Regions from separate parts of the Homo sapiens genome. Here region 1 is linked to region 2. A link is an interaction called in ENCODE POLR2A ChIA-PET data of the cell type or tissue named here. Cell type or tissue: OCI-LY7. All regions are shown on one strand. Region 1 overlaps IFNAR2-IL10RB (IFNAR2-IL10RB readthrough). Region 2 has its middle 24 kb from the start of IFNAR2.

Evidence for each region. Peaks named below come from ENCODE experiments on the same cell type or tissue, not always from the same donor. Only the 100,000 strongest peaks of a DNase experiment are listed, where the experiment ranks them.
Region 1: POLR2A ChIA-PET joins it to region 2 with 27 read pairs; 12 of 35 experiments call an interaction of 5 or more read pairs at or near these places.

Annotation. Positions count from the first base shown.
Region 1 is chr21:33,277,607-33,280,106 of GRCh38, forward strand. IFNAR2-IL10RB (IFNAR2-IL10RB readthrough) reads left to right here. Exons shown (of 13, transcript NM_001414505.1): 10 at 2,146-2,312. It overlaps IL10RB (interleukin 10 receptor subunit beta), which reads left to right. Exons shown (of 7, transcript NM_000628.5): 4 at 2,146-2,312. Among named protein-coding and RNA genes, the nearest start is that of IL10RB, 12 kb to the left of the region's middle. In OCI-LY7, no CTCF peak of the experiment used is centred here; no DNase peak of the experiment used is centred here.
Region 2 is chr21:33,204,237-33,206,736 of GRCh38, forward strand. No RefSeq gene overlaps it. Among named protein-coding and RNA genes, the nearest start is that of IFNAR2, 24 kb to the right of the region's middle. RefSeq lists a silencer at 1,403-1,462. In OCI-LY7, CTCF peaks have their summits at 1,430 (motif pointing right) and 1,629; DNase peaks (open chromatin) are centred at 975 and 1,415; H3K4me3 peaks cover 1,361 bases; H3K27ac peaks cover 1,990 bases.

The DNA of each region.
Region 1 (2,500 bases), 73 kb after region 2:
TGGGAGGCTGAGGTGGTGGATCACTTGAGCCCAGGAATTTTCTTTTTTTCTTTCTTTCTTTCTTTTTTTTTTTTTTTTTTTTTGAGACAAAGTCTCACTCTGACACCCAGGCTGAAGTGCAGTGGCGCGATCTCAGATCACTGCAAACTGCCTCCAGGGTTCAAATGATTCTCGTGCCTCAGCCTCCTGAGTAGCTGGGACTTCAAGTGCCTGTCACTATGCCCAGCTAAATTTTTTTGTATTTTTAGTAGAGACGGGGTCTCACCATGTTGGCCAGGCTGGTCTTGAACTCCTGACCTTAAGTGATCCACCTGCCTCAGCCTCCCAAAGTGCTGGGATTACAGACATGAACCACCACACTTGTCCTTGAGCCCAGGAATTTAAGACCAGCCTGGGCAACATGGTGAAACCCTGTCTCTACAAAAAACAAAAAAAATACCAAAAAAAAAAAAAAAAAAAAATTAGCCAGGCATGGTGGAGTGTGCTTGTAGTCCCAGCTACTTGGGAGGCTGAGGTGGGAGAGTCATCTGAGCCTGGGAAGTCAAGGCTGCAGTGAGCCATTATCACACCACTGCACTCCAGCAGCCTGGGTGACCAGAGTGAAGTCTTATCTCAAAAAAAGAAGTGTCTCTATATGGGGAGTGGTCTTTATGCCGGTCCCTGCTCTGGACCCCCATGACCCCTACAGTTACATCCTCCCTGGTAGAGAATGATGCTAGGATGCCTTTCTTCCCTTTCCCAATTCCATCCCAAGCCTGGGTAAAAACGTCTTACTTTTGGAATCATAAATTATCAAAGTTAGATTATATTTTCTAATGGTACCTTTACAAAAACAAAGGAAAGATGAACAGAAAAGTAAGTTTCACAATAGTTAAAAGTACAAGTTTTTGCTCCTATAATTGCTAACTGGCTTACCAGGTCCTAACTTGTCCCAAATCCTGTTAGCTCCCATCCATGGAAGTTCCCTTTAGAGCCTAGGTACAACACGGTTAAGCAGCTTGTCAAAAAGTCATACAGGTCATGAGTGGCTGAGCAAGGATTCAGACCCAGGCTCTTGCTTCTGTGCTCTTAGCAACTACTACCCAATATTGGAGATTTGCCTCTTGAAGTCTATGTATTTTAGTGATAGGAAAGTGTTTCCAGGCATCATGCATAACCTATTTATACTTGCTTTGGCAAAGTATTCCAACAAGTTTTCTTGTCTGGTTTTCAGACGAGCACTTTAGAATGATGGAAGCAGGTCCATTAACAGCCCTGAAAAAGTAACAGCAGCCAAAGAAGAATACAGGACATAACTCAAACACCATGATTGCCTGGAACCATTTATGAATCATTCTATAGTTATTATTGAGTACATCTGTGTAACAGCTGCATTCTGAGCACTGAAGCTACAACAATGAACGAGACAAAATACCTCATGGAGCATATATGTGCTAATCAGGAATACAGATAATAAATAAATAGATACATATTACATGACAGGTAGTGACTATGGTTCTTAAGAAGACTGAAGCAAGGCAATAGGACAGAAAGTAATGGGAGCTGCACTTCTACATAGAATGGTAAGATACAGTCTCTCTGAGGAAGTAGCATTTGAGCAGAGACCCATATGAAGTGAAGGAGCCAGCCACATGAATATCTAGTAAAAGAGCATTCAGAAGGGAAACAGCTTTAGACATTGTTGGAAATATATATGGTTAATTATATATGTTAAACATGTAAAGGTGGCCACTAAAAATAATAGAGATGCCATCTGTAGCTTCCATCCTGAAAAAGGAAATAAAATTCAAGCCAACAAAAAGCAGGAATAAAAGAGGAGAAGACACCAAAAACATAAAATAGAAATTTAAAAAGAAATCCTTATAGAAAATACAAAATAGCGTAGCTGGAATAATTCCAAATGTATCAGAAACCACAATAAACATAAGTGGACTAAACTTCATTAAGAAAGACAAAGATTATCAGATTTTTTAAAAGAAACTAAATCCAACTACCCTTCTTAGCCATGTCAATCAATGTCATGACAATAGTATATCAAAGCAGTGTACTTCCGTGGACTAATTGTTCTGCATGGTTATGAAAAATTAATGTTGAAGTTTTTAAAATGTGATTTTTGATTGTCATTTTGCTTGTTCTTCTGCTTAGCCATTATTGGACCCCCTGGAATGCAAGTAGAAGTACTTGCTGATTCTTTACATATGCGTTTCTTAGCCCCTAAAATTGAGAATGAATACGAAACTTGGACTATGAAGAATGTGTATAACTCATGGACTTATAATGTGCAATACTGGAAAAACGGTACTGATGAAAAGGTAAGGTTGGCTAATTGCATTTCAGAGGTAGTAGGCTTTCATATTCTTTGCAGAATCTTGCAAGGTGGCAGCACCTTATGGACTGGTCCTCTGTAAGCCAAGAGCTTCCCAGACTGAGGGGTTACTGGTATCTCTGGCTCAAGCTTCCCAGACTCCTAAGGGATATGTGTAGAGCAGACTTTCAGGAC
Region 2 (2,500 bases):
ATTCAGCCTTAGTGGATAATTCAACCTCCTGAGAGGCACTGCAGAAGCACCTGGGCCAAGATTGCTTTCCTCTTCTACGCCTATCCCAGGAATGTGGCCACTGCTCAAAATGTGGGAATTCCCTTCCAGAATTCCCCTTGAAGCTGCTGCACGCTTCTTAGACCACGTCTGAGCAATGCCTGCATCACTAGAATATTTGGCCTCAGTTGGGTTTGTTTCTTTAAAAAAAAAAAAAAAAAAAAAAAAAAAAAAAAAAAGGTTTTTTCCTCAACTAAGACTTAAGACAAGGGGGTCTTAATTTGATTATTTTTTTCTGTTTTATATGATTTCTATGAAAACTACAACAAAATAAAGTTAATTCTATTTAAGTGACTTTTTAATGAATTGCCTTTGTTAGAAAAAAAATTAAGTGTTTTTGTCTCACTCTGTCACCCAGGCTGGAGCACAGTGGTGTGATCATGGCTTACTGCAGCCATGACCTCCCGGGCTCAGGTGATCCTCCCACCTCAGCTTCCCAAATAGATGGGACTACAGTTGTGTGCCACAACGCCTGGCTAATTTTTGTATTTTTTTGTAGAGACAGGGTCTCACCAGGTTGCCCAGGCTGATCTTGAACTCCTTGGCTCAAGCGATCCACCCACCTCAGCCTCCCTGAGTGCTGGGATTACAGGCATGAGCCAGCGCACCCAGCCAGAATTACATTTTTTTAAATGGTACTGTCCTAGAAAATCCAGGATGTGCAGTGATCACGTATGAATGCATGGACCTGCACACACAGGAGTGAACAAAAGACCCACCCCTGCCAGGTCACCACTCATATCTCACCCCAGCCCACGCTAGCTCACACTCCTCCCCACACACCACTGACCTCATCATTGCTAGGTACCCACTTGACTTCTCAACAGGTTCAAGACAATTGGCCTTCCTCGTCTCTTCTAGAAACACCCTCTTTTCTGGGCTTTGTGTAACACCTGGTCTTTCTCCCCTCTCTGGCCACTTCTCAGCTTTTCTTTTTCTTTCTTTCTTTTTTTTTTTTTTTTTTTTGCCACTTCCTCTTCCTCTACATCAAGCTTGTCCAACCCACAGCCCAGGACAGCTTTGAATGCAGCCTAACACAAATTCGTAAGCTTTCTTAAAACATTATGAGATGTGTGTGTGTGTGTGTGTGTGTGTGTGTGTGTGTGTGTGTGTGTGTGTTTAGCTCATCAGCTATCGTTATTGTTAGTGTATTTTATGTGTGGCCCAAGACATTTCTTCTTCCAGTGTGGCCCAGGGAAGCCAAAAGATTGGACACCCCTGCTCTACAACATCTCAATATAGGCCTTTTTCATGTTTCATTCTAGATTCTCTCTCTAGACTACAAGTTCTTAAGGGGAAGTGGCATTGGGAAATGTGTGAAGGTGGCTTTGGTTGTCACAACAGCAGCGTGGATGCTGTGTTACTAGTGTTCAGTGGATGGCGGCAGAGGGACCAAACAGAAGGCAGTATCACCAAAGAACTGTCCATCCTCGCATGCCAATACCCACACTCCATAGAGAAACACTGCAATGGCATCCACTCCCACAGATTCGGTTACCATTTGCCAGCCAAGGCCTGCCCAGCCAGACCTCTCGTCTGAGCACTGGTATTCCCCTTAGACATCTAACAGGCACATCAGAGTCAACGTGTCCAAAGCCAACTCATCATCTTCTCTGTAAATCTGCTTCTTCTCCAAGATGTCCTTCCTCTATGCTCACCATCACCATGAAGCCAGGTATTTAAGCAAAGGGAGTCATCTATATAAAGCCAATCCTCCGTATTCATGGGGGATTGTTTCCAGGCCCCCAGGGATACCAAAATCCACAGATGCCCAAGCCCCTTGTATTAGGTTGGTGCAAAAATATTGCAGTTTTTGCCTTTTTCGTCTTTATGGCAAAAACCGCAATGACTTTTGCACCAACCCAATACAAAATGGCATAGTATTTGCATATAACTTATGCACACCTCCAGTATACTTTTTTTTTTTTTTTGAGATGGAGTCTTGCTCTGTTGCCAGGCTGGAGTGCAGTGGCACAATCTCGGCTCACTGCAGTCTCCACCTCCCGGGTTCAAGTGATTCTCCTGTCTCAGCCTCCCAAGTAGCTGGGATTACAGGCGTGCATCACCACACCCAGCTAATTTTTGTGTTTTTAGTAGAGACAGGGTTTCACCATGTTGGCCAGAATGGTCTCAATCTCCTGACCTCGTGATCCGCCCGCCTCGGCCTCTCAAAGTGCTGGAATTACAGGCATGAGCCACTGCGCCCAGCCTAGTATACTTTAAATCAGCCCTAGATTACTTATAATACCTAATACAATGTAGATACTATGTAAATAGTTGTTATGCTATATTTTTAATTTGTATTATTTTTATTCTTGTATTGTTTTATCGGGGCTTTCTTTCCAAATTTTTTTGATCAGCAGTTGGTTGATCCTCAGATGTGGAACCAACGGATATCGAGGGCAGACTGTACTTGCCTCTC